Linked DNA regions of Homo sapiens: region 1 is linked to region 2. A link is an interaction called in ENCODE POLR2A ChIA-PET data of the cell type or tissue named here. Cell type or tissue: A673. All regions are shown on one strand. Links, peaks and the distances in the headings refer to the core of each region. The heading gives the core; the rest is flanking DNA. Region 1 overlaps CHGB (chromogranin B). Region 2 has its middle 24 kb from the start of SHLD1.

The links. Peaks named below come from ENCODE experiments on the same cell type or tissue, not always from the same donor. Only the 100,000 strongest peaks of a DNase experiment are listed, where the experiment ranks them.
Region 1: POLR2A ChIA-PET joins it to region 2 with 16 read pairs; 2 of 35 experiments call an interaction of 5 or more read pairs at or near these places.

The regions. Positions count from the first base shown.
Region 1 is chr20:5,913,000-5,925,313 of GRCh38, forward strand. CHGB (chromogranin B) reads left to right here. Exons shown (of 5, transcript NM_001819.3): 2 at 3,327-3,373; 3 at 3,827-3,920; 4 at 9,336-11,101; 5 at 11,973-12,314. The coding sequence ends at 12,050. Among named protein-coding and RNA genes, the nearest start is that of CHGB, 7.6 kb to the left of the region's middle. RefSeq lists an enhancer at 10,811-12,010. In A673, for the core only: no CTCF peak of the experiment used is centred there; a DNase peak (open chromatin) is centred at 6,452.
Region 2 is chr20:5,717,995-5,735,380 of GRCh38, forward strand. No RefSeq gene overlaps it. Among named protein-coding and RNA genes, the nearest start is that of SHLD1, 24 kb to the right of the region's middle. In A673, for the core only: no CTCF peak of the experiment used is centred there; no DNase peak of the experiment used is centred there.

The DNA.
Region 1 (12,314 bases), core at 2,544-10,543, 190 kb after region 2:
ATTTATAATTATTTCTGGTCAAAATACTTTCAGAAAAGAATTGCTTTGCTTAGGAGGCTGTAGACCACAAAAACAGTGACATTTGTGGGAATGATTTAACTATTGTGGTACAATACTTACAGATCTCTTATGTAACAGAATATTTTAAATAAAAGTTTATATTTTAATAGCAGCTAAAATGAAGACATAATCTTTTTAAAAATTGAGCTTAATTTGTATATCATATAATCCACGCTTTTAAATTATATAGTTCAGTGGTTTTTGGTATATTCGCAGATTGTGCAACTATTACCACTATCAAATTTCAGAACATTTTCATCACCCCAGAAAGATACCACAAACCCATTAGCAAGCACCTCTCCATTCCCACCTCCCCACAGCCTCTGGCAATGAGACATGTTAGACTTCAAGTAGAGCTGGTAATTTGCAAAATTACAGGGCTGGGGGAAGCCTCAAGAAACCATCTAGCTCATTCACTTATCCTTAAGAACTTCTGAAAGATATGCACAACCTTCTATGGAAGCTATTGTGCACTCTAAAAATTAATATAAGGGAAGTAGTAAAATGATATCCATATTATTCTAGGTAAAATGGTTTCTTTATCTTTCTTTTTCTTTTCTTTTCTTTTCTTTTTTTTTTTTTTTTTTTGAGACAGAGTCTTGCTCTGTTGGCCAGGCTGGAGTGCGGTGGTGCAATCTCAGCTCACTGCAACCTCCATCTCCCGGGCTCAAGCAATTGTCTTGCTTCAGCCTCCCGAGTAGCTGGGATTACAGGTGTGTGTCACCACGCCCAGCTAATTTTTTTGTATATTTAGTAGAGATGAGGTTTCACTATGTTGGCCAGGCTGGTCTCGAACTCCTGACCTCAGGTAATCCGCCAGCCTCGGACTCCCAAAGTGTTGAGATTACAGGCATGAGCCACTGCACCCGGCCGGGAAAATGGTTTCTAAATTCAGAAGAGCTTATTTAACTTATTTTACAGTTATATTTTCAATCCAGTATCAAACCTTAACAGTATTAGATATTAATACATCAGAAGTTGCTCTCAGATTTACCAGATTATTTGATAATTTTTCTACCATTTGATTGCTTTACTTTTAACACGAGCAGTAGGTTTTCTTTTTTTTTCGTATATACCTACAGAGAGCATTAGATTTTCTGTTGTGCCACCTGAATCTTACTGTATGCAAAAGTAAGTTGAACTACTTTAAGGATGACAACATGCCTTTGGCTATTACCTTGTTGTCACAAATTTTACCGGAAAAATACAGAAGCACCTAGATGTCTCACCAAGATGTATAATGTATGTTCAAAAGCAGACCCTAGTTTTTTTTTCCATCAAAAAGAGATCTGAAGAGCCTCAGTCAGAGAAACAACGGTTTCATAAATACAAACCTAAGCTACAAGTTGTCTAGAGTAATAAAAGAAAAATCTTTCTCTGCCCCCAAATCTGGTAACTATTAATACTTCAGCAATACCAGTAGTTAATAAAAACATCTATTTTACATTTGTAAAAAAAAAGGGAAAGTATTAGCAAGAAACTGCATTATCAAGAAGGCTTAGTAAAGCTGCATTTTTTAAAAGTCATCTGATTTATTAGGGGAGTTATTCTCTCGCAGTCATTTATTTGCAGAAGATATTACAGATTTCCAGCGGAAAGAGAAAGTGCTGAAATGGGTGTGTTCTCAAGTAGCCATTTGGAGGATGAAAGAACAGTTGAGTATATTGGACCTTGGGTACCAAAAGTGGGCCAACTGGATCTTGCCTGATAAGCATTTCAGGAGGAACTTGGGGTCTTCATAGCATAACTTTGGGCTTCTTGAAACAGTTGAAGTGATCCCAGATCATGCTTTGAAAAGAAAAATTTGGTAAAGTAAGTAAATGAATAGGTGTTTTATTTCCAGGTTGAGCCCCATGATATGTAATTGATAGGGGGTGGGGAATGTTTAAAGAGGCTTAGAGCAAAGCATTTTGCAAGGAAAGGTCAGGTTGCTGCATTTGAATAGCTTTCATGTCTGATGTCTGAGAACTTGCCCCAGCTAGCTCTACTCTCTTCTCAGGGACTTAGAAGAATTTTCTGCACTAGCGTCTCCTGCTCAGTTGCCTGCTACAGGAATGCCAGGAGAACTGTAGAGATGGACTTACATGTAAATGCTTTGGGCTGTTCTAATAGAAAGGGCTTAGAACAAAGTCAAAGTGAAAAAAGAATCAAAGCAGCTTTGAGACAGAAAAAAAATGGCACTGAAAAATTAAAATTACCTGAAGCATTTTTGAAGAAGACAAAGCAACTTCAAACACTGTTTTAAGATAGGCGGAATCCCATGAAATTTTATTGAAATAAATTAAAATTTTTCTTTTAAAATATTCTTATAAACCAATGGTTAAACACCAATTTGCATAAAATATTATGGACTTGATGCTGTACTAGGAGGGTTAGATATCTGCCATGTTCTTTACATGGTTGCAAACAGTGTGGAGAAAGAGAAACACAATGTTGATACGGATGCATAAACGAGCTTGTTCAGGCAAAGGCCTTGCGGGTGAAAAATGAGGTAATTAATTATGGAAGACATCCATAACCATGTTTTTGTCAAGGAAGTAAGTTTTGGGAGGATATATTTTTGGAAACAGAGATACGGAGAGAGAGCCACAGATCTTTACCTATTTGGGGTAGGCAGAGAAGGACCAAGGAGGGCATTCTTGTTTTATTAGACTTAGTTTGGTTTAAACTTTTTTTTTTTTGAGACGGAGTCTGGCCCTGTCACCCAGGCTGGAGTACAGTGGCACGATCATGGCTCACTGCAACCTCCGCCTCCTGGGTTCAAGCAATTCTCCTGCCTCAGCCTCCCAGGTAGCTGGCGCGTGCCACCACGCCTGGCTAATTTTTTGTAGTTTTAGTAGAGACAGGGTTTTGTCATGTTAGCCAGGTTGGTCTCGATCTCCTGACCTTGTGATCCACCAGCCTTGGCCTCCCAAAGTGCTGGGATTACAAGCATGAGCCACCGCACCCAGCCCTAGCTTAAACTTTTAATTGAAATAAAATATATAGAAAATGGAACAGATCATGAGTATACAGCTTAATACGCACACCTGTGTAACCAGCACTGAGATTAAAAAATGGGACATTTCTGGTTCCCCAGAAGTCCCCTCCTTGTCTGTGGTCTAGATTTGATTTATACCGGATCTAAAATAGCATTTGTTTCCAAATATATTTAAGACATTGCCAGGGGAAAAACAACAACTAATGTGGGGTGATTTTGTCAGTTGGGGTCACACAGCTTTCAAAAACCAACTCAAGTCATTTTCCATTCTTTTTCTCCTTCAAAGCTGTCAATTCCATGCCAGTGGATAACAGGAACCACAATGAAGGAATGGTAAGTTGCAATGTCAATCTTAGAATCTAGACTTGTGTCTAGACTCTAGATTCTCCCAGTCCCTATTATACCAAACCAAACACACGCATGACATAATCTTACAAAGCCAGGTTTTCATTGCTGACAGAATGTGAGCAAGGGATGCCCCTCCTGCACTGAGCTCCTATGTCCTGTCAGGATGGTTTAGCACCCCTGAGGATAGCTGTGCCATTGGTTCAGAAATGGGTGTTTATTTCCCTTCTCCAGATAATCCCAACTCAGTGCCTTCTTGCATTATTCTGTGTAGAAGTTTGGAAGATTTCATTCTGTTCCTGTAAATCTGTATCTCCGCCCTAAGAATACTGCATCAGCCCAGGTCACGTAATCAAGTCTTCCTTGACAGCAGCTCTGGGTTGAGTAGTCTGTCATCCAGTGATACCAGCTTCTCCAACCTGCTTTCGGGTTTCCCCCCAGGTGACTCGCTGCATCATTGAGGTCCTCTCAAATGCCTTGTCGAAGTCCAGCGCTCCACCCATCACCCCTGAGTGCCGCCAAGTCCTGAAGACGAGTAAGTGTCCCACACGGCAGGCAGATCTTGGTCACTGCAGTGATCCTTGTTCCTACTCCCTCCACATCACCTTCTACTTTATCTACAAATGACCTGGGGGCATAATGCACTAGGAAGAGTATTGATTGACTAGGCCAGTATCTGGGAGACAGAAGATATGACTCCTAGTTCCTGCTTTACCACTTCGCAGCTGTGTGACTATAGGAAAGACAGTTTGCCTCTCTTTTCCTCAAAGTAAAATGAAGGAGTTGAACTCAGTGATAGTCTTTCAGATGTCTATCCGTTCTTAAATTCCTTAGTTCCATACTTTGGATTTTTAGAACCGGACTTCCTTTGGGTGGAGGGGGTTTGGGAAATGCTGGTTTGTGATTAGATGAGGAGGGGGGTTATGGAAGTGTTGGACAATGACAGAGGGAGATTTAAAAATCATTCTTCTCTTTGCCTTTTGCTCTTCTGACAGTGAGAATCAGGAAGCTGAGAAGCAAGAAACTTAGAAAGGTGACTTAAAATTCTGGCCTATTTACACAACAAATTAGCTAAGATATTTTAATGTATAGCTTACTAGAATAGAAGGTGCCACCAAATGGTACCAGGAGTTCCAGGCCTGAGAACTGGAAGGGTTTCAGGTAGAGGCAGTGCATTCCAGTGAGGCAGACTAATGGCTTTCTGAGTCCAGCCTGTGAAGTGTTCTCAATATGAAACCATTTCTGCTGAAAATAAAATTTGAACAGTAATATAAGCAGTACCCATTGGAAATTGACATTATGAGGTCAATTTTACAAAACTATGCAGTCTCTGTTATGCATGAAGCCACACTGATTCAAACAAATCCAGAAAACACTGCCCTCTTCAACACTGTCCTCTGCTTTTAAACTTTTAGTCAGGCTGGGAACAGTAGATTTTATCTTATTTTTTCACCTTTAAAAATCTTTCAGGTGGGCATAGTGGCTCACACCTGTAATCCCAGCACTTTGGGAGGCCGAGGCAGGTGGATCACCTGAGGTCAGCAGTTTGAGACCAGCCTGGCCAACATGGTGAAACCCTGTCTCTACTAAAAATACAAAAAAAAAAAAAAAAAATTAGCCAGGCATGGTGGCAGGCACCTGTAATCCCACTACTCAGGAGGCCGAGACAGGAGAATTGCTTGAACTTGGGAGGCAGAGACTGCAGTGAGCCAAGATTGAACTCCATTGAACTCCAGCCTGGGCAACAAGAGTAAGACTCCATCTAAAAAAAAAAAAAAAAAAAAAAACTCTCATTGCCACCAGCCTGGCCAATATGGTGAAACCCCATCTCTACTAAAAATACAACAACTAGTTGGGTGTGGTGGCGGGCGCCTGTAATCCCAGCTACTTGGGAGGCTGAGGCAGGAGAATCGCTAGAACCTGGGAAGCAGAGGTTGCAGTGAACTGAGATCGTGGCATTCCACTCCAGCCTGGATACAGCCTGGGTGGCAGAGTGAGGCTCCATCAAAAACAAAAACAAAAACAAAAAAAACACCAAATAAACACCTCTCGCTGCCAGACAAGACTCTCTTGCTATAGCTATACATGAGCCCTCATGCATGAAATGGTAAAAAGCAAATAGTGATTGGCCAAAAGAGTAACCTGAGGCCAGGCGCAGTGGCTCACACCTGTAATCCCAGCACTTTGGGAGGCTGAGGCGGGCGGATCACAAGGTCAGGAGATCAAGACCATCCTGTCTAACACAGTGAAACCCCATCTCTACTAAAAATACAAAAAATTAGCCGGGCGTGGTGACACACGCCTGTAGTCCCAGCTACTCAGGAGGCTGAGGCAGGAGAATCGCTTGAGCCCAGGAGGTGGAGGTTGCAGTAAGCCGAGATTGCCCCACGGCATTCCAGCCTCAGTGACAGAGCGAGTCTCTGTCTAAAAAAAAAAAAAAAAAAAAAAAAAAAAAAAAAAAGAGCAACCTGAATTAATTCAATCTTTGGGGGCTTCAGGTAACAATGGTAGCTGTGGGGGCCTGAGCCTTTAGGGACCCTAGAAACAGTGGATGGAAGCTTTCCTACCACTCCCAGCCCACATACCTCTTTCTGAGTTTCTTTCCAACTTCTTTTTTCCAGCAGTTACAGGAAGTGAGTAAGAGCAGAGTGGGTCACTAGGCAGAGAGTAAAGGCTGCTCCTTTTGGCAAACCCATCTTGGTATCTCCCTTTCCCTTTCTTTGTTTACTAGACCAATGCAAAAGTGAGGGGCCTGTCCCATCAGCTCACTAAAGAACCACAGTTGCTTAGGAAAAGTTGCCTATGCCTGCCTGCCAAGATCTTAGCCCTTAGATTATGGCATAGTAACTCTAGCCTCTGCTCCAGCCCTGATTATGCCCTGAGGTCTTTTGGTGTCTGTTGAGAGAGACGTAGGGAAACTGGGAAAAATCAAATGTATCTAAGGATCCTGGAGATGTTATACCCAGAGAGTGACAGAATGCTGAGATGGCGAAGGTTTAAGAGCTCTTCTGTGGTTGAGCCTTAAACACCAGGCAGAGCTAGACAGACAAATAACACAAAAGAGTAAGGCAGGACAGGAAGTGACTCACAGACTGGAGGGCACATGCCTTTTCTGAGAGGGAGCAGGTAATTCTCAGCTCTAAACCCGTTATGGAGAAATACAGACTATGTTGTCAAATCTTGGGATTTTTCAAAAGAAGTTAAAATTTTGATTTTTAAAAGACATCTCCTGGTATTTTCATATCGCCTCTGAATTCAGATGTACTAAAACTGCTGTTTAGGTCAAACAGAATTTACCTCTGATGCACCAGTTTGCAACTTTTATCCTATTCTAGTTCTCTCTCTCTTGTTGGCATGTCGTAAACTGATCAGAAGACTGGTGGAGCTTTTGCCCAACTGGTTGGATGAATGCCTTTATACAGCCTCTGTTCCACCCCACGCCCATCTCCACTCCCACTCCTACTTGCATGTCTCAGAGTCAGCATATACTCACTGAGCAAATGAGTATTTGGGGAGTAGGACAGAATCATTGTTTTATGGATTTGAGAGACCTCAGGGAAGACGTAGTCTAATTTCTTCACAGGTACAAGAATCTCTTTGACTAGGGTTGATCTGGTCATCCTTACAGCATGACAGATGCATTTCCCTGTTTTCGCTTGAAAGTAAGTGTGAGCTTCACAGCTTGATTTTACAGCTTGACAGTGAGTGTGTGCTGCTATCACAGCCTCTTCCAGGCCCACCTGCGGGGCTTAAAGCTAAATTTAGTAGGAAGAGCTAAGCCTCAGGCACATGCTGCTCAGGCAGTACATATTTAATTGGGAAAAAATAAAAATACTTCTGTTCCTGACACTTAAGACTCACAAACCAGTAGGCAGTAGGAAAGGGACCACAGTGACTCGGCCCCTGGAGGCTGAGATCTTGTCTGATCAGCTCTATTTCAACCAACTCTCAGAATGACATCAGTATCTGTCTGTCTTAGTCAGCTTGGGCTGCTATATCAAATACCATAGATTGGATGGCTTAAACAACTAACATTTATTTTTCACAGTTACAGCAGTCGGAAGTCCAAGATCAGAGTGTCTTATGAGGGCCCACTTCCTGGCTTGTAGATGGCTGCCTTCTGTCACTGTATCCTCATCTGGTGGAGACAGAAATCATCTCTTTCTCATATCTCCTTTCTTAGGGCACTAATCCCATTGTAAGTGCTCTACCTTGATGACCTAATTACCTCTCAGAGGCCCCCACCTCCACGTGCTATCACATTGAGGATTAGGGCTTCAACATTTTGGAATCACACAAACATTTAGTCAATAGCACTGCCCAGAGCCACCATGCTTCCCTGTGCCCATCTGGCTAGCCATGCCCCAATGCTATACACACCACCACTGGCTTTTAAGAGGCAAAGAGACTGGTGACAGATGGGCCTTCTCTCAGATGTCTGGAAAAGGCCAGGGACATTTTCATTGCCTCATAAACATGAGAATATTATTATCATGCCAGACTGGACTTTAAACAGAGAGGTACAGAGAGTCCACTATTTCTTGGACATTTTTACAAAATAAATAATTTTTTTCCATTTTGCAAATATCATTTCAAAATAACTTATCAGTGCCACCCAATAGAAATATAATGTGAGCCACAAATATAATTTCAAATTTTATAGTAACCACATTTAAAAAGTAAAAAGAGACAGGTGGAAATTAATTTCAATAATATATTTTATTTTTATCCAATTTTTTTCTGATATATAATTTTATAAATCTGATCTATTTGAAATATATATTATCCAATACATCCAAAATATTATTTCAACATATAATGATATAAAAATTGTTGAGATTATTTTACATTATTCTTTATTCTCAGAAGTCTGATGTGTATCTTACATATATAGCATGTCCCAGATCGGACCAGCCACATTTCAAGTGCTCAACAGCACTTGGGCTTATGGTGCCTGCAGTGTAGACCCAGAGCTGTCAGTGGCCTTGGCTTCAGGCATTTTATCTGAACTCTGTGACATAGGTTGAAATCCAAGCCCTCCCAGCTAACAACTGAGACAATGCTAACTGCCTATCTCCTTTCATGGGGTGCCCTTGAGTTAAGGAGGACTTAGTAAAGGAGCTATTGATATTTGGAAAAGATGGACGAGAACAGCATTCAATTAAAATATCAGTTATACCATGTACTCTGACTCTGGAAACACAAAGATAACTCACTGTGCTGAAGTCTGTCCCCAACATCTGAGAACATGTTGGGTGGATGGAACCTGAGTGAAGAAAGAAATGGCCCTTTCCACTGATGTGCAGTTTTCTCAGGCAAGAAATGTACACCCTTATCACCAGCTACTAAGTTATATATCACATACTGCTAGGTTGAGCCTACAGTTGATTGGATAATAAAAGTCTGATATAAACTAATAATTTCAAATGTTTAAATCCTCCTTTGAATCTTGATATTTCTTATTTTGGCTAGTTAACTATCTAGCTGGATTATTGTTAGAGCCATTCACATAGTGCTAACTTTTTAACTCCTACTTGAAGAAAATATGGAAAGAATGGTCTTGGATTATACCATGCTGAGTCTCAATGTCTGCAAAAAGAAGAGGTTGGACTGGATTAGATGAATTCTAAGATGTTTCCTGCCTCTAAATTCTAATATTTCATAAATCTATATCTCGATTTCAGTTTGATCATTGGTAGTACCAATGAGAGAAGCTGGCTGGGCATTATGAAGACATAAAAATATAGACAGTTTATTACCAGATTTAAACACAGTCAAGGAGCTTTCATAGCATTTACTTTCAAAAGGAATCTGAGTATATTCTTCATTAACTTAAATAATTATCCAAGCAATTTTCAGTGTCATCAGGATTTGTAGTGATTACTGAGGCTGGTGCTTGTGGAACCACAAGCAATTCTGAAATTATACCTACTCTTCATTTTCATTATAGGTAGAAAAGACGTCAAAGACAAAGAGACAACTGAAAATGAAAACACAAAGTTTGAAGTAAGATTGTTAAGAGACCCAGCTGATGCCTCGGAAGCCCACGAGTCCTCCAGCAGGGGAGAGGCAGGAGCCCCAGGGGAGGAGGACATCCAAGGCCCAACAAAGGCAGACACAGAGAAATGGGCAGAGGGAGGCGGGCACAGCCGAGAGCGAGCGGATGAGCCCCAGTGGAGCCTCTATCCCTCCGACAGCCAAGTCTCTGAAGAAGTGAAGACACGCCATTCTGAGAAGAGCCAGAGAGAGGATGAGGAGGAGGAGGAGGGAGAGAACTATCAAAAAGGGGAGCGAGGGGAAGATAGCAGTGAAGAGAAACACCTTGAAGAGCCAGGAGAGACACAAAACGCTTTTCTCAATGAAAGAAAGCAGGCTTCAGCTATAAAAAAAGAGGAGTTAGTGGCCAGATCGGAAACACATGCTGCCGGGCATTCTCAGGAGAAGACACATAGCCGAGAGAAGAGTAGCCAGGAGAGTGGAGAGGAGACAGGGAGCCAGGAGAATCACCCCCAGGAGTCTAAAGGCCAACCCCGAAGCCAGGAAGAATCTGAGGAAGGTGAGGAAGATGCCACCTCTGAGGTGGACAAACGACGCACGAGGCCCAGACACCACCACGGGAGGAGCAGGCCCGACAGGTCCTCTCAAGGAGGGAGTCTTCCCTCTGAGGAAAAGGGACACCCCCAGGAGGAATCTGAGGAGTCAAACGTCAGCATGGCCAGTTTAGGGGAAAAGAGGGACCACCATTCAACCCACTACAGGGCTTCAGAGGAAGAACCTGAATATGGAGAAGAAATAAAGGGTTATCCAGGCGTCCAGGCCCCTGAGGACCTGGAGTGGGAGCGCTATAGGGGCAGAGGAAGTGAAGAATACAGGGCTCCAAGACCTCAGAGTGAGGAGAGTTGGGATGAGGAGGACAAGAGAAACTACCCCAGCTTAGAGCTTGATAAGATGGCACATGGATATGGTGAAGAAAGTGAGGAAGAGAGGGGCCTTGAGCCGGGAAAGGGACGCCATCACAGAGGCAGGGGAGGGGAGCCACGTGCCTATTTCATGTCTGACACCAGAGAAGAGAAAAGGTTCTTGGGTGAAGGACACCACCGTGTCCAAGAAAACCAGATGGACAAGGCAAGGAGGCATCCACAAGGTGCGTGGAAAGAGCTGGACAGAAATTATCTCAACTACGGTGAGGAAGGAGCCCCAGGGAAGTGGCAGCAGCAGGGAGACCTGCAGGACACTAAAGAAAACAGGGAGGAAGCTAGGTTTCAAGATAAACAATATAGCTCCCATCACACAGCTGAAAAGAGGAAGAGATTAGGGGAACTGTTCAACCCATACTACGACCCTCTCCAGTGGAAGAGCAGCCATTTTGAAAGAAGAGACAACATGAATGACAATTTTCTCGAGGGTGAGGAGGAAAATGAGCTGACCTTGAACGAGAAGAATTTCTTCCCAGAATACAACTATGACTGGTGGGAGAAAAAGCCCTTCTCTGAGGATGTGAACTGGGGGTATGAGAAGAGAAACCTCGCCAGGGTCCCCAAGCTGGACCTGAAAAGGCAATATGACAGGGTGGCCCAACTGGACCAGCTCCTTCACTACAGGAAGAAGTCAGCTGAGTTTCCAGACTTCTATGATTCTGAGGAGCCGGTGAGCACCCACCAGGAGGCAGAAAATGAAAAGGACAGGGCTGACCAGACAGTCCTGACAGAGGACGAGGTATGGTCTAGGGCTTCTGTTTAAAAGTACTTACTCTGGTCAATGTTAGCACATTATGTTCAAGACTATCCGATATTCACGGGGAGAAATTGGTGGGAATTAATCACTATGAAAATGGTGCTCTAGTAATGGAGTGGAGGCCACCTTGGGGGTCGGTTTCCACCTACCTCTAGCCATCGTCCACATCCTTGTCCACCTCACTCGGTTGCATTGCTTCTCAACCTTGTCTGCACACTGGGGTCACCTGGAGAGCGTGAAAAATTACTGTGTTAGAGATTCTGTCTACTTAGTTCCTAGGGTGCTGCCTGATCATCAGAATATTTTAAAGCTTCCAGATGATTGCAGCGTTCAGCCAACGTTAACAACTGCTGTTCTGGTATCTTCCCCTTGGTCCTCTTATTGTTCATCACTCTCTCCCTGAGGCAGGGAGAATAGGTGATAGAGAAGTTTACTTGCTTGCCTATTTAGTTTGCTATCTTTATTATTTCATGCCCTACTGCCATCAGAAATTTGTATCTGGGAGAGGTAACACTACTGGAGCTGAACCTACCCAAACAATGTTTTTTTTCCTAATATTGATTATGTAGGTTGGTGCTTCTCAAAGTTGAATGTACATTAGGATCATGAGGGATTCCTAGCCCCCAGAGTTCCTCATTTAGTAGGTCCCAAGTGAGACCCCAATATCTGCATTTCTGACAAGTTCCTGGCTGATGCCACTGGTCAGGGGACCACACTTTGAGAGTTACTGAGGTAGGTTGACTAATGCAGCTTCTAACATGCCTAAAATTCCCCTTTGCACTCATGCTCCATCAAACTACAGCAAAAGAAATTGGTTCGGGACCTCATGCCTCCACTTTTCTGTATTTTCCAGAAAAAAGAACTCGAAAACTTGGCTGCAATGGATTTGGAACTACAGAAGATAGCTGAGAAATTCAGCCAAAGGGGCTGACTGTCATTGGAGCGGTGGGCACTGTTAAGAAGCAGCCATCACATGATCTGTTTTTCACCACTTCACTGAAAGACACCATTTATCTACCCAAGGGCAGAAAGTAGAACTTACTATTCATTAAATGTTTGACACAATTGGAATTGTCTTTAATTTCTGTCAGAATGCTATTGAAAATGTGAATTGCATGACTTGTAGCATATTCTTTTCTGCAAAATAGACATATTAACATGCTTATGACAATGACTGTGCTACTGTCTTTGGAAA
Region 2 (17,386 bases), core at 3,681-11,680:
TTTAGTTTTCTTATTCTTTTTTTTTATTTTTATTTTTTGAGACAGAGTCTTGTTCTGTTGTCCAGGCTGGAGTTCAGTGGCAAGATCTCTGGTCACTACAAACTCTGCCTCCCGGGTTCTTGTGCCTCAGCCTCCTAAGTAGCTGGGACTACAGGCATGCACCACTATGTCTGGATAATTTTTTGTATTTTTAGTAGGAATGGGGTTTCACAATATTGCCCAGACTGGTCTCGAACCTCTGAGCTCAGGCAATCTGACCACCTCGGCCTCCCAAAATGCTAGGAGTGCGGGCGTGAGCCACCGTGCCCCGCCAGTGTATCATTTTGTGCCTATCTTTTTCCACTCACCATGCTAGTGAGGTTCATCTGTGTTGTGTGTATACTGACCATATATTAAGTAGCCTACTTACAGAGAATACAAAGTTGGTAATAAAGGCAAACATTGAAAATTGTGTTTTTCATCTTCTCACATATGAAAGAAAAAAGATATAAGTAATCCAAATAGGATATATCTCACTCTATCTCCCAGGCTGGAGTGCAGGGCAAGATCTCAGCTCACTGCAGCCTCAACCTCCTGGACTCAAGCTAACCTCCCACCTCAGCACCCCTCTCCCCAGAGAAGCTGCGACTATACGCACACACCACCATGCCCAGCTAATTTTTGTAGAGACAGGGTTTTGCCATGTTGCCCAGGCTGTTCTGGAACTCCTGGGCTCAAGTGATCCCCCACCTTGGCCTCCCAAAGTGCTGGGATTACAGGCATGAGCCATCACACCTGGCACTCCAGCCTGGGCAGCAAGAGCGAAAATCTGTCTCAAAAAAAAAAAAATTGACATAAAGATACTGAATTTAGATCTCCTTTTTGTTTTTCTTTGAATGCTCTGAACATCTTACCAAAAGGACAGAGAAAGCATCTGATGATGTCTGGAATCTATATGAGCACACATTTGAAAGTGACTGTAATAACATTACATCAAATATATACTGCAAAGAGAGGCTAAGAGAGCAGGAGCCAGGCACATAGCCACATTTGGCAAAGCTGCAGCAGATTTTGTGCCAGTGGGCAGGTGCCCAGAATTCAGAGCTGGGCAGAAGGTCAGGAAAGGATGGGTCATTCAAGTCCAACATGTCACAACTCAGCAGGCAATGGATCCTGGGGCTTACTGCCTAGGTAGCATGAAGCACTTGGGAAGAGTGCTTGTTTAATCCTGGGGCTCAGACTGGTGAGATATGGTAGTGGGTGGCATGGGAGGGAAGGGACATGGACTATATGGTCCACCTCAGAATGGACTAACACCATAGACTACCCATCGTCCAAAAGACTGTGGTGCACTCAGCTTGCTCCAAGTTGCTCTTGGTATCTAAGATGAGCAAATACAATGGATGAGACAAGGCAGCAGGTATTTACAGATTACAGGTCTTCACAGATTGCAGGTCTTTCTTGAAGTAAAGCAGATGGCAGTCTTGTGAGTTGCAGTGTTTTTCCCAGCAGGAAACTGATGTCACATGCAAATAGGGTAATTAGGAGAATTTCATAGACTGTTTACAAAGGTGAGGGTCAGGCAAGGGAAACCAAAATGAATGGTTCAGTGAAAGGAGGCTACCAAGAGGGGGAAGCCCTTTATATCCCTAGGTCTGAAGGGACAAGGGGCAGTAGTAGTTATAGTTAAAGAGACCAGGAACCTTACGCTAGAAGCAACCTTCTGCTAGAAGCTCAGGCCATCAGCAGGAGGATGAAGCCAACCTACACAGCAATCTACAGGGAGGAATCCAGGAACATCAATTCTCCAGCCTTATTTACCTCCCGTCGGTACCCTCCTTGGCTGAATCCAAAGGGAAGGCAGAGGGAAGTAGCCCACTGAAGTCATTCACAAAGGTCAGCCTTCCAGGATGCAGAACAGAATGGAGAAAGGTCGAGATTGGATCTGAAGGGGCAATTGCAAGATACCCAATACACCATATCGTCTGCACATCCAATTCAGGACAACAGTCTGAGGCTGGTGTGGGAGGAGGACACTGGGGACCCCTGAAGGAAGTGGCCAGTGAAGATGAGTCATGGGCATCCGGTTCTGGCTGTCATCCCACTGTAGAACTAGCAGTATCTGCTGGAAACCAGAAGCAACCAATAGATAAAGCAGCAAGGCTAGGGCAAGGTATGACTCAGTGGACAACACAGTCAATTTCACGTCAGATTCATTCATTCATTTAGTCGTTCATTCTGGGCTTCTCAAACTCAGCACTATTGACATTTTGAGCCAGGTAATTCTTTGTTTTGTCTGGCACTTGGTTTGATATCAGCTGGGGTGACAGAATGACTTAGTCACTTGCCACTCATCATCCAGCAGGGTAGCCTGGGCTTGTTCACGTGATGGCAGAAGAGCTTCCAGCAACAAGAGGCTAAGCCTCAATGCACAAGTGTTTTTCAAGCCTCTGTTTGCATCTCATTTGCTAATGTCCTGTTGGACAAAGCAAGTTACTTAGCCAAGCCTAGATTCAAAACACCAAAAAAATTTGACTCTATTTCTGGATGGAAGAAGCTGCAATATATTGTGGGCTTCCTCCCAAACTAACTCATTGTGTGGTGAGGGTGGTGGTAAAGCAATGGTGGAGATGTTCAAGAGAAGTGCCACAGACAAGCCACCTAATGTTGACAATATAAATGAACTGAATCTACCCTATAATTATCTTAGACTTCCCACTTGGCGTTAGCAATAAGTGCATAACCACCAAAGACGGTGGTATATAAAGTTATAAATAGAGATATCATGGAATGGTAGAATGCATTTAAGTGACCAGTTAAGCCCATCCAGCTTACCAGTTTGCAGTTCTTGAGAAGATTATCCGCCCTTTACATATTTCTGGTATGAGCATTATCCCAGGTTTTATCTCAGAAGCTTGGCAGCTTCTGAAAACCGACTGTTTCACTGGAAAATGTTGTGCAAACTAGATCCAGCAGGGTCTGCATGCCAACAGTGAACATATCCTTTCCAAGAAGGGGCTCTCCAAAACAATACGTCCTAATGTTCTGTAGGTCAAAATTAAGTACAAAAGGCTATAAATCATTGCTTCTAACTAGCAATTAGCAGATAGGTGAGCCTAGGACAAGGACAAAATGCACCATCAATTTGGCCTGTTAGAATTTTTGTTTTGGAGTGATATTTTTAAGAAAGAGAAATATAAACTTAAAAAAAAACCTTTTTAGGCCAGGCGTGGTGGCTTACACCTGTAATCCCAGCACTTTGGGAGGTCGAGGAAGGCGGATCGTGAGGTTAAGAGATGGAGACCATCCTGGCCAACATGGTGAAACCCCATCTCTACTAAAAATACAAAAATTAGCTGGGCTGGTGGCACACACCTGTAGTCCCAGCTACTTGGGAGGCTTAGGCAGGAGAATCGCTTGAACCCGGGAGGCGGAGGTTGCAGGGAGCCAAGATCATGCCATTGCACTCTAGCCTGGTGACAGAGCGAGACTCTGTCTAAAAACAAACAAACAAACAAAAACAACTTTTTTTGAGAAAGGGTCTTGCTCTGTCGCCCAGTCTGTAGTACAGTGGCACAATCACTGCTCACTGTAGCCTCAACCTCCTGGGCTCAGGTGATCCTCACACCTCAGCCTCCCAAGTAGCTGGGACTAGAGGTGCTGGCTAACTAAAACAATTTTTTTTCTTTTTTTTGTAGAGACAGAGTTGGGGGTTCAGCGGCAGGGGAGCTCACTATGTTGTCCAGGCTACTTTCAAACTTATAAGGTTGGCTGAACAGGGTGGCTCACGCCTGTAATCCCAGTTTTTTGGGAGGCCAAGGCAGGCAGATCACCTGAGGTCAGGAGTTCAAGACCAGCCTGGCCAAAATGGTGAAACCCCATCTCTACTAAAAATACAAAAAATTAGGTGTGGTAGTGCACGCATGTAATCCCAACTCCTAACTAGGGAGGCTGAGGCAGGAGAATCACTTGAACCCAGGAGGAGGAAGTTACAGTGAGCTGAGAATGCGCCACTGCACTCCAGCCTGGGCAACAGAGCGAGACTGTCAAAAACAAAAACAAAAACGAAAAAACAAAAAACAACCCAAAAAACAAAAAGACAAAAACAACTCATGGGGTCAAGTGATCCTTTCTTCTTGGCTTTCCCAAGGTGCTGCAATCACATTCCCAAGATGTGAGCCAGTGCGCCAGCTAATTCTCGATAGTGACATGGTGTTAATTGCTAAGAGCATGGACTCTGAAGCCAGAGTTCATGGTTCAAATCCCAATTTTCCCACTCACTGTGACCTTGGACAAGTCACCTAATCTACCTGTGCCTGAGTTTCCTTGTCTTTAAAATCAGGATGTAATAATAGTATCTACTCCTAATGATTGTTGCAAGGACTAAATGAGTTAATATTTCTAAAGTTCTGACCAGGCGGAGTGGCTCATGCCTGTAATCCCAACACTTTGGGAGGCCAAAGCAGGAGGATTGATTGAGCTCAGGAGTTCAAGACCAGCCTGGGTAACATGGAGAAACCCCGTCTTTACCAAAAATACAAAAAAATTATCTGGGCATAGTGGGGCTGCGCACCTATAGTCCCAGCTACTTGGGAGGCTGAAGTGGGAGGATGGCTTGAGGCTGGGAGGCAGAGGCTACAGTGAGCTGAGTTGGCACTACTGCACTCCAGCCTGGGTGGCAGAGTGAGACTCTGTCTCAAAAACTAACTAACTACATAAATATTTCTAAAGTTCTGATCTCTACTTAAGATAGAATCAATTAGACAAAATTTGAAGCATTCTTTTTTTTTTTTTTGAGATGGAGTCTCGATCTGTCACCCAGACTGGAGTGCAGTGGTGCGATCTCGGCTCATTGCAACCTCTGTCTCCTGGGTTCAAGCAATTCTCCTACCTCAGCCTCCCGAGTAGCTGGGATTACAGGCACCTGCCACCACACCCGGCTAATTTTTCCATTTTTAGTAGAGACAGGGTTTTACCACCTTGGCCAGGCCGGTCTTGAACTCCTGACCTCAGGCGGTCGGCCTGCCTTGGCCTCCCAGAGTGCTGGGCTTACAGGTGTGAGCCACTGCAGCCGGCCTTGAAGCATCCAGTGGTATCAGTGCGTCAGGAGGGTGATTATGTACGCCACTAGACTTCAAAGGCCATCACCTTTTCTTGATTAACAGCAGCACCTCAGGGAGAGGCAGTTGCAAAACCGTATTCAGCCTGTTTGTAGCAAACCCCTGCATCCTGTGGAAGGCTGGTGGGGAGGAGGTGGGCAGTATAATACCGCAACTTAGAAAATGTCAGAGAATTTCAACTATCCGTGCTTTCTCAATCTGCTATTTCCACAGGTTGGTTTTTTAAGTGAAGTCAAGTGTTAATAAAATGTGAAAATCACAGTGTGTAGCCATCAGCACACTTGTAAGCTAGTCTTGGCTTTCTTGAACTACCTATCAGAAAAAGCAGTAACATTCAAAAGAATAAGTAGCTGCCATTTCAAAGAATAAGTACTTGTCAGGAGAGCAAAAGGCTTTTTGGAAAAAAATAAAGATAATAGTTTTAAATTTTAAAAAAGAGGCCGGGCAAGGTGGTTCACGACTGTAATCCCAGCACTTTGGGAGGGCCGAGGCAGGTGGATCACGAGGTCAGGAGTTCAAGACCAGCCTGGCCAAGATGGTGAAACCCCGTCTCTACTTAAAATACAAAAATTAGCTGGGCGAGGTGGTGGGCACTTGTAATCCCAGCTACTCGGGAGGCTGAGGCAGAGAATTGCTTGAACCCAGGAGGCAGAGATTGCAGTGAGCTGAGATCACGCCACTGCACTCCAGCCTGGGTGACAGAGTGAGACTCTGTCTCAAAAAAAAAAAAAAAAGAAAAAGAAAAATTTTAAAAAACTAAATTAAATTTTAAAAAGAAAGAATAAGGTACTTGATATACACAAATATTCAAGGGGCGTTATTCACCTATTTAAGGTGAATTCAGGCAGGTACATTGGCTCATGCCAGTAATCTAACACTTTGGAAGGCCAAGGCAGGAGGATTGCTTGAGCCTCGGAGTTTGAGACCAGCCTGGGCAACATAGTGAGACCTTGTCTCTACTAAAACTCAAAATAATCAGCCAGATGTAAGGGTGTGCCCCTGTAGTCCCAGCTACTCAGGAGGCTGAGGCAGGAGAATCCCTTGAGCTTGGGAGGTCAAGGCTGCAGTGAGCCATGATCACACCACTGCACTCCAGCCTGGGCAAGAGAGCAAGGCACTGTCTCAAAAAAAAAAAAAAAAAAAAAGCTAATTCTCTATTTTGCATTATTTAAAAGAATTTCAAAGAACACAGGGTAACATTAAATGCCTAGGCAGAAAAATAAGCAAATTTCTTTTTTCTTTTTTTTTTTGAGACAGAGTCTCGCTCTGTCACCTAGGCTGGAGTGCCGTGGCGCAATCTCGGCTCACTACAATCTCCACCTCCCAAGTTCAAACAGTTCTCCTGCCTCAGCCTCCTAAGTAGCTGGGATTACAGGCATGCACCACCAAGCCCAGCTAATTTTTGTATTTGTAGTAAAGACGGGGTTTCACCATGTTGGTCAGGCTGGTCGCAAACTCCTGACCTTGTGATCTGCCTGCCTCGGCCTCCCAAAGTGCTGGGATTACAGGTGTGGGCCACCGCACCTGGCCAGAAATGAGCAAATTTCTTAGTGTCAGTATCAGGCCACTTAATTAAATCACACAACACTTTGTTTAGATTGATTGAATCAATTGTCTACCGTACCCAAAATTCTCATCTTATCCATCATCTCTTCTTATTGTCCCTCCGGTCCACAGAGCCAATACAAATATTTGTTGAATGAAAGAGTGGTTTCCTTCTTGTAACATATTTCACAATGCACTCTATCAGGAAATAATTACTTCCTGAAGTCTGAGTCAACAGATAATTTTGAAGACTGGGCAGAGAGTTGTAGGATTTAAACTGGCAAAATAGATCAGAAAATTATCTCAGAAAATAACTCCATTCCAACAAATGTATAATCATTAATATTCTAAGGATGGAGAAACCTCAGAAAAGTAAAAGACTATTTTTCTACCAATTGGGCATCATTTGCAACTTCATTCTCAAGCTTTGGCATCTGATTCTGTCCCATCCTACTGTCACCTCCTGTCTTCACCAAAAGGGTTTCCTTCTTGATTTATTGCCTCACTGACCACATTTTAAAAAATTAAGAAAAATACTAAGCTTATTATTTTAAATGGGATTTGTTTCCAGGTTCTATTTGGTTTCACTAAACCTCTAGTGCACTGAACTCTGGCCACATCAATTGCTGGGAAAAGATGAAGTGGGCTGGGCGCAGTGGCTCATGCTTGTAATCCCAGTACTTTGGGAAGCTGAGGCAGGTGGATCACCTGAGGTCAAGAGTTCGAGACTAGTCTGGCCAACATGGTGAAACCCCGTTTCTACTAAAAATATGAAAATTAGCTGAGCATGGTGGTGGACACCTGTAATCTCAGCTACTCCAGAGGCTGAGGCTGGAGAATCGCTTGAACCCGGGAGGTGGAAGTTGCAGTGAGCCGAGATCGTACCACTTTACTCTAGCCTGGGTGAAAAAGCGAGATTCTTTCTCAAAAAAAAAAAAAAAAAAAAAAAAAAGATGAGATGAATTGTCTTGGAGGAAGAAAGAAAGAAGGAAAGGCCAGCTTTGAATTTCTGAATTAGATTAATGGGGTTGAGACTTTTTTTTTTTTTTAATTTTAACAAACAAGCTTGGGCTGGGTGGGATGGCTCATGCCTGTAATCCCAGCACTTTGGGAGGCCAAGGCAGGAGACTGCTTAAGTCCAGGAGTTCAAGACCAGCCTAGGCAACATGGTGAAAGCCTGTCTCTACAAAAAACACAAAAATTAGCTGGGCATGATCGTGTGTACCTGTAGTCCCAGCTACTCGGAGGCTGAAGTGAGAGGATCACTTGAGCCCAGGAGGTCAAGGCTGGAGTGAGCCAAGATCATGCCACTGCATACCACTGTCTGGGTGACAGAGTGAGACTTTGTCTCAATTAAAAAAAAATTAATAAAATAAAGATTAGAAACAAGTTGGAAGCTGGGCATGGTGGTATGCACCTATAGTCCCAGCTACTTGGGAGGCTGAATGGGGAGGATCGTTTAAGACTAGGAGTTCTTAGCCAGCCTGGGCAATTTGAGATCCTGTCTCTAAAAAACATAAAGATTTTTTCCTTTTTTTTAGACAGAGTTTTGCTCTTGTTGCCCAGGCTGGAGTGCAATGGCAGGATCTTGGCTTGCTACAACCTCCACCTCCCAGGTTCAAGCTATTCTCCTGCCTCAGCCTGCCGAGTAGCTGGGATTACAGGCGCCTGCCACCACACCCGGCTAATTTTTGTATTTTTAGTAGAGACAGAGTTTCACCATGTTGGCCAGGCTGGTCTTGAACTCCTGACCTCAGGTGAGGTCCACTCACCTTGGCCTTCCAAAGTGCTGGGATTACAGGCATGAGCCACCGTGCCCAGCTGATTTTTTTAAAGGAAAGAAAAGAAACAAGGTGGGGGAAAAATGTGGTAAGTTGCAGACATCTTGCTATGGTTATTGTGTTTGCAGATAAGAATACCCACTATCAGCCGGGTACAATGGCTCACGCCTGTAATCTCAGCACTTTGGGAGGCCAAGGTGGGCAGATCACGAGGTCAAGAGATCGAGACCATCCTGGCTAACATGGTGAAACCCCGTCTCTACTAAAAATACAAAAATTAGCTAGGCATGGTGGTGTGTGCCTGTAGTCCCAGCTACTTGGGAGGCTGAGGCAGGAGCATCGCTTGAACCCGGGAGGCAGAGGTTGCAGTGAGCCGAGATCATGCCACTGCACTCCACACTCCAGCCTGGCGACAGAGCAAGATTCCATCTCCAAAAATAAAAATAAAAAAAAAGAATGCCCACTATCTTTCAACATTTGTACGTACCTGAGTATTCTCATTACTATCCCTGCAGCACAAATGACTCCAAGCTTAATAGTATAAAACAGCAACCATTTTATCATGACTATGTATCTTATGGGTCAGGTCAGGAATTCAGAAAGAGCAAATCCAGGACAACTCGTCTGGACTCCACAATGCCTGGGGCCTCATTGGAAAGACTCAATCAGCAAGGAGTGACTTTGCAGGTTCTGGCTAAAATAATCTGAATGTTTGCTCACTCGCATGTTTGGCAGGGCATGGCTGAGAACTCAGCTGAGCTGTTGGCTGGGACACCAACACATGGCCTCCAGAGTGCTGCTTGGGCTTCCTCACAGCAAGGCGGCCATGTTCTAACAGTGAGTATCCCATGAGAACCTGGGGGAAGCTATACTCTTATCATCTAGCCTTGGAAGTCACGTGATATCATTTCCACCACAATCACAAACCCACCCAGATTCAAGGGGAGGGAACATAGGTCACACCTCAATGAGAGGAGTGTCAGTTGAATTATAAGAAAAGGGGAAAGGCAGATATTATTGTGGCCATCTCTGGAAAATACAAGGCGCCACACTGGGCATAAAAGACTTTTTAATGTTTCTCAGGTAGTAGAGAGGATAAAAATGACCCTAGCCTTTGAATCTGTTTGCATAGTTTGAAGAAAATTAATTACTATTCCTTTCTCTTCAGACGGGTAAAGGGGAAAGATAATCCTTTGTTTGTTAACATAGAGCCAAGATAGAGAAAGTGAGAAGTATTGGTAAACATACATACTTTGATAATAATGGATCCTCCTTGAAACTCAATAATATATTCAATCTAAGCAAAGCAGCCTAGGGAAGAAGCTTAAGAAAAGCGAATTTGGCAAAGCCAAGTGTCAATGAAGCAGGAAGTCTCTCTGCAGAATCAGCCCCAAACGAATAAGAGAATTACTGGGTTTAATGTAGTACTAATGCCTAACATCCTTTTTTCTCCCCCAGAACCAAATTTTCTGTTTGGAAGTCTTAGTACAACCACACTTTGTAACTAGCCCAAGCAGATATCTCTGCCCCAGTTTCTCCTCCTCTCTCTTCTCCTGCTTTCTCCAGCACCCAACTCTATCCAGACCCAAGGTCGATCTCAACTCCAAAAGGGTGAGTACCTCTGATGAATGGCTAAAACAGAGTGCTTTTCCACCCCACTGCATTTCCTAGAAATTTCTGCTATAAGAGGTTCCTACCATCACCTGAAAATGTATAGTATGATATAGCCCTTCCTTCTCAATTAGTTTTGGGTGTTCATAAATTACAGTACCAAAGGAATGCTCCTAATTACAATGTGATAGGTAGAATTATGGTCTTCCAAAGATATCCACATCCTAATCCCTGGGACCTGTGAATATGTTACTTTACAGGGCAAAAGAGACTTTGCAGAGGTGTTAAGTGAGTGAGAGATGGGGAGATTCTCCTAGATTTGCTGAGTGGGATCAACGTAATCACAAAGGTCCTTATAAGAGGGAGATAGGAGGGCCAGAGTCTCAGAAGAAGATGTAATAAATAAAGCAGAACTTGGGGGGTTCAGGTGCAGAGTGAGAGAGGGAGAGAGGAACAGAGACAGAGGGAAAGAAGAGAAAAGAAAGAGAGAGACTTGAAAATACACCACTGTCTTTGATGCTAAAGGAAAGAGCACAAGCCAAGGAGTGCAGACAGCCTCCTTTTTTTAATTAATTAATTCATTAATTACTTTTTTTTTTTTTTTTGAGGAGTTTCGCTCTTGTTGCCCAGGTTGGAGTGCAATGGCATGATCTTGGCTCACCGCAACCTCTGCCTCCCAGGTTCAAGCAATTCTCCTGCCTGGGACTACAGGTGTGTGCCACCACGCCCAGCTAATTTTGTATTTATAGTAGAGACGGGGTTTCTCCATGTTGGTCAGGCTGGTCTTGAACTCCCAACCTCAGGTGACCCACCCGCCTTGGCCTCCCAAAGTGCTGGGATTATAGCCCTCCTCGGCCTCCCAAAGTGCTGGGATTATAGGTGTGAGGCACCGTGCCCAGCTTTTTTTTTTTTTTTTTAGACAGGGTCTCACTTGTCACCCAGACTGAAGTTCAATGGTGCAATCTCAGCTCACTGCAGCCTCTACCTCCTGGACTCAAGGGATCCTCCTGTCTCAGCCTCTTAAGTAGCTGGCACCTGGTGCACCCCACCACACTCAACTAATTTTTTTTATTTGTAAGGATGAGGTCTCACTATGCTGCCCAGGCTGGTCTTGAACTCCTGGGCTTAAGCAATCCTCCCACCTCGGCCTCCCAAAGTGCTGGGATTACAGGAGTGAGCCACTGCACCCAGCTGCAGGTAGCCTCTTGAAGCTGGAATAGGCAAGGAAACATTCTTCTCTGGAGTCTCCAGAAGGAATTCAGCCCTGCTGACCCAACAAACTGTGTTGTTTTAAGCCACTAAGTTTCTGGTAATTTTTTATAGCAGTAATAGGAAACTAATGCAAATAGCTTTTTTTGGTGGTTGTTTGTTTTAGATATTGCATGAGGTTTATTGTGAAAGCTGGGAAGAATTAATTTCTACAAGTCTTTATGAACTGAGACTGGATCAATGTGATGGGGGTTTAAATGAAGTCCTGGGCAGTGCCTTCTGGAAGCAATACATGAAGAGATGAAGAACAAAATCCAAGATCACTGTCCTAAAATAAACTTTCCTTCTGCTTAGGGGCATAATGACTCACATAGGGTATAACATAAACATCGCATCTGACACTTGAACTGCTTAAGTTTGTTATTGCAGGCCTGGATCATATTTATATAAATCTGAATACGCTTTCAATTTGGCCAGGAATTTGTTAACACTTTTTTTTGAGATGAGGTCTTGCTGTTACCCAGGCTGGAATGCAGTGGCACCATCTTGGCTCACTGCAACCTCCACCTCCTGGGTTCAAGTGATCCTCTCACCACAGCCTCCCAAGTAGCTGGAACTACAGGTATGCACCACCACACCTGGCTAATTTTTTTGTATTTTTTTGTAGAGACGGGTTTTCACCATGTTGTCCAGGCTGGTCTCGAACTCCTGAGCTCAAGCAATCCTCCTGCCTCGCCCTCCCAAAGTTCTGGGATTACAGGTGTGAGCCACCATGCCCAGCAACACACCCCCACTTGTTGTTTTTGAGACAGTGTCGCTCTGTTGCCCAGGCTGGAGTGCAGTGGTGCAATCTCAGCTCACTCACTTGAGTCAGCTCACTTGATCAATCTCATCCTCGACCTTGCAGGCTTAAGTGATCCTCCCCCTCCAGCCTCCTAAGTAGCTGAGACCACAGATGTGCACCACCATTCCTAGCTAATTTTAAAACTTTTTTGTAGAGATAGGTTTCACTGAGTTGCCCAGGCTGGCCTTGAACTTCTGGACTCAAGCAATCCTCCCACCTCGGCCTCCCAAAGTGGTGGGATTACAGGCATGAACAGCTGCACCAGGCTTGTTGACACTTCTGACCCCAGGTTGTATGAAACAGTGATACATGCCATGTCAATAGACTATTCAAAACTCAAATATGATAACTGTGAAGTGGGAAGTTAGCCATGCCTCAATGCTACAGTTAGCTACAACTAAACAAATGGAATATTTTATTTTTCAAATCTTTGTTAGGGCATGTAAAAAATAGGATTCTCTTGAGAAAGGCCCAACTCATGTTTTCTGTGTGCCCATTTAGACTCACTTGTGCCCTTCTCCATCCTGCTGTGTCCCTGGGCTTCACTGCCTTCCAGCTTAAGAATTTGGCAAATGGAGAACCCTTGCAGGCAATCAAAGGGAATGAAGAGGGTGACTTTCCTCACAAATAACCTGCTACTCAAATCCTGATTCAAGGTCTTCTTCTGGGAGAACCCAGTCTAAGACAGCATGTATCTAGGAGCTGCCCCCTCTTTAGGATGGGTCCTTGCAGACTTGCTTGTACCACCCATAGCCGTCTGGACCCAAGTTGGGCACCTGGCCCATGCTGTACCCATCAGATTCTCTCTTTCTCTCTCTCTTTTTTTTTTTTTTGAGACAGTCTCACACTGTCACTCAGGCTGGAGTGCAGTGGTGCAATCTTGGCTCACAGCAACCTCCACCTCCCAAGTTCAAGCTATTCTCTTGTCTCAGCCTCCCAAGTAGCTGAGATTACGGGCGCACCACCATGCCTGGCTAATTTTTGTATTTTTAGTAGAGACAGGGTTTCTACTAAAACAGTCAGCCATGTTGGCCAGGCTGGTCTCAAACTCCTGACCTCAAGTGATCCACCTGTCTTGGCCTCTCAAAGTGCTGGGATTACAGGCGTGAGACACCGTGCATGGCCCTATCAGATTCTCTTTCCCTGAGTTTTTGTATGGGAACAGAGAGCACGTTGATTAGTGTCTGCAGAAGCCTGGAGCTTTCACATGTGAACTTGGAAACTTTGCAGGGACATAGTTTACCATGTGGGTAGGGAAAGCAAAGAAAGCCTTTCTGCAGAAAGGGAGAAAGAGAGAGAGACAGAGAGACAGACAGACAGACTAGGAGAGAGACAGGAGAATGGGCAAGAGAATAAGAGATGAGAGATTGCTTTCTGTTCTAGGGTCCCTCCCTTTCTGAAACCCTCCTACATCCAGCTCCTGGTCTGTGAATGCTGCCAATATATGTACAATAAATTCCCTATTGTCTCTCAAGCTAGCTCAAATAACTTCTATTACATATCACCAAAGAGTCCGTTAGTCCAGAAAAGCATCATAAAATTACACTCTGATTCTCAGTGAGCCAGAAAGTTCTGCCCTCACTATGCCCCTTGTAAGAATTTCCTTCTCACAGCCCTGAAAGGGCAATGATTGTTAATCTCCCCACAGGTGAATGAACAAGTCTTCCACTACCCTCCGGCATTCATAAAACCTGACTTGAAGACCTGGCTGGCCATAGAGTAAGGCCTTTGTGGTTCAAGACAATCCGGGGTGGAACAATGTATTTCCTAACTGCCTTAGCTAGAACTGCACAAGCTCATGAAGCAACCCCAAATTTAGAGATATGTGGCAGTAGGAGGGAAGGCAGGATATGCACAGGCAAGAACAGACTGTGATGCCAATTCTGCAAGCTTCCTGACTCCTGCTTGCTGTCTACCAGGGTTGCCAGATCCTCAGCCTCGCTGTCTTTGTGACTGGGCTGCTCGAAGCTGTGGCTATAACAGGCAGCTCTCAATGTCATGCTGACACTGGGGAGCAGCAGCACCTTGACACAAAATCTCTTCTTTCTCCCAGCCTGCCACAGTTCATGAGATCCTCATTATTGCGTTGTTCTTTTGCTTAAAGTATGATTGACAGAATGTCACTTTCAGAAGCACAGTGTATATTACAAAAGAACAGAAAGAAGACTGGAAGCATAGTCACTACCTATATGTTCTGCTGCTCTGGGCCATGGAGCTGCTCAATGACCCCAGGTTTGGTCGCCAGAACCCTCACTGCTACTTTATCCTCCATAGACATCCATCCACACAGACCTCTCCCACTGAAGTCCTGCCACCTCCCAGGAGCTCTTGCAGAGGCAGGGGCTGGATCCATCTCTTCTCCTAGTGTTGGGGGGTGAGTGTGTCCAGGGTGGGGAATCCATCATCGCACCCCTGATCTTATCCTAGAAAAAGAAAACTGCTTTCTCTTCCCTCTCTGGGACAATTGATATAATTCTTCTAGACAGACCAGCCCTCTTAAACAAAGGCCTGAGACTGGGGAATGTGTTCGGCCCCTATGTTCCTGGCCAAAGAAGCCCGGAAGTTTATCCTTTCGTTCCAGAATAGAGTGGCAGCAGGGAGATTTCTTTCTTGCTTTTTGGTGATGAGAGAAAGGATAGAAGCAAGGGATTACAGCAGAAACAATGAAAGGGCCGCAAACTCTGCTGGGCTTAGATTCATTCATTTGTTGAACAAATATCTGTTGAGTGTCTATACCAAGTACTGGGAATACAAAAACAAGGTCCTGCTCTTGTGAAACTTAGAGACTGAACAAGGAGATGGTTAGAAATCAGATAATCACTCCAAGACAGCGGTTTTCAACCAGGGGGCAATTTTGCCCTCCAGGGGACATTTGGGAGTATCTGGAGACATTTTTGTCACAACTGCAGGGGCTGCTACTGACATCTAATAGGTAGAGGCCAAGGATGCTGCTGAACAGCCTACAATACACGGAACAACCCCTGTACAATAAAGAATGATCTGGCCCAAAATGCCAATAGTGCCAAGGCTGAGAAACCCTGCACTAAGGCAGTGGTTATCAAAGTGTGCTCCACAGACAGGTGGCATCAGCATCGCCTGGGAACTTGTTGGAAATGCAGATTCTTCAGTCCTATTCTAAACCTACTGAATCAGAAATTCTGGAGGTGGAAGCCAGTGACCTATGTTTTAATGAGCCCTCCAGGGGATTCTGGTGCACACTAATGTTTGAGAACCACTTAATTAAGGAATGGAAGGGATCTATCATTACAAACGGAGACAAATGTTCTGAAGGAAAAGGACTGTACCAATGCTACTCACAAAGCGGATCGGCGGCATCAGCATCATCAGACAGCTCATTAGAAATATGAATTATTGGCAGGGCGCGGTGGTTCACGTCTGTAATCCCAGCACTTTGGGAGGCCGAGGCGGGCGGATCATGAGGTCAGGAGATCGAGACCATCCTGGCTAACACGGTGAAACCCCATCTCTACTAAAAATACAAAAAATTAGCGGGGCATGGTGGCAGGCGCCTGTAGTCCCAGCTACGCGGGAGGCTGAGGCAGGAGAATGGCGTGAACCCGGGAGGCGGAGTTCACAGTGAGCCAAGATCCTGCCACCGCACTCCAGCCTGGGCGACAGCGTGAGACTCTGTCTCAAAAAAAGGAAAGAAAAAGAAAAAAAGAAACACAAATCATTGTGCCCCATCCTAGACCTACTCAATCAAGGGGAGGTGGGTAGGGACCAGATCAAGAAAACCACGAAGGGGGGTGGCATTCTAAGTAATTAAGACTTTACAGGCTGGGTGCAGTGGCTCACACCTATAATCCCAGCAGTTTGGGAGGCTGAGGTGGGAGGATCATCTGAGGTCAGAAGTTCGAGACCAGCCTGGCCAGCATGGTAAAACCCCATCTCTACTATAAATACAAAAATTAGTCAGGCATAGTGGTGGACACCTGTAATCCTAGCTACTCTGAAGGCTGAGGCAGGAGAATTGCTTGAACCCAGGAGGCGGAGGTTGCAGTGAGCCGAGATTGCGCCACTGTACTCCAGCCTGGTCGACAGAGCAAGACTGTCTCAAAAAAACTAAAAACAAAAACAAAAACCCTAGAAGATAGGTGTTGTAGGGGAGAATGATGGAGATAAGGTTGTAGATAGGAAGATGGGAAGCTGAGGTACCTCATGCCTGAAAGCATCCATTTGTCCGGGTTGGCAGAGGTCAGAGAAGGAGGAAGACAATGGCTTTAGAAGATAGTGAAGGTTTAAAGCAGGCTTCATGGGACTGGAAGAGGGAGCTGACCAGGTACCAGTGCACAATTAACCGAGGTGCCAGGGTCTGCTTGAGGGTCAGTGGTCACGTACGTGGCCACTAACTGCAGCTGTGTAGTACTCAGCAGTCTTGGTGTGGGGACTAGAAATATGAAGATTGGCTCAATCTATGAATTTTCTCCAAATTTCATTCCCTGCGACACAGCTCCTCTTTTAATTCTTCTGATTATATGCTGGGGCAGAGACTGTTACTTGAACCCTATTATTCATTCTAACTTAACTGGGCACATGGCTTCCTTGAGTAAAGATTACATTTCTAAGCCTGTCTTCCAAGTTTGATGTGGTCACATGACAAAGTTCTGACTAAAAGGATATAACTGGAAGTTTTGTACATGATTTGATTACCAGTCCTTAAAGGGGCAGGCATGACCATCATTCTTTCTTCCTGTTTCCCCCTGGCTGGAATGCAGACACAATGGCTTGAACTCAAGCAACTGCTTTGGGTCATGAAGGGGAAACCACGTGTTTAAATGGCAAAGAAACAAGATAGAAGAAATCTTAGTCTGGTATGATAATGAAGCCTGTAATCAGCACTGGACCAGCTGCCCCTGGTCCAGTGCTGATTTTTTTACATGAAGAAAAAATCTACATGCACAAGTTTTCTGTTATATGTAACTGAAGCTAATCCGAAATTGTCCGTTCTCCCTGCTCTCGTGGTCAGCCTCACCTGCATTTATATTCTGTCAATTCCAGATGCCTATGTCTTTCTCAACTCCCTGTTTCAGCTTCCTCTGGGTCTTTTTGAATACCTAACTCATGGTTTGACCTGGCATCAGCTCTGCTTGTTCAAATCTCTGATCAAAGGCATACCAAATTTGCCTCTGGGGCATCTCTGTTTATATTTTACTTCTGATTAAATTGCAGTGGAAATCCCACAAATTATTTCTCACTTATTTTTGGTACTGCATCATTTTCATAGTGCTATCAATAACTATGCCATCATGTTTTATAGAAGAAAACGTATGAATTCC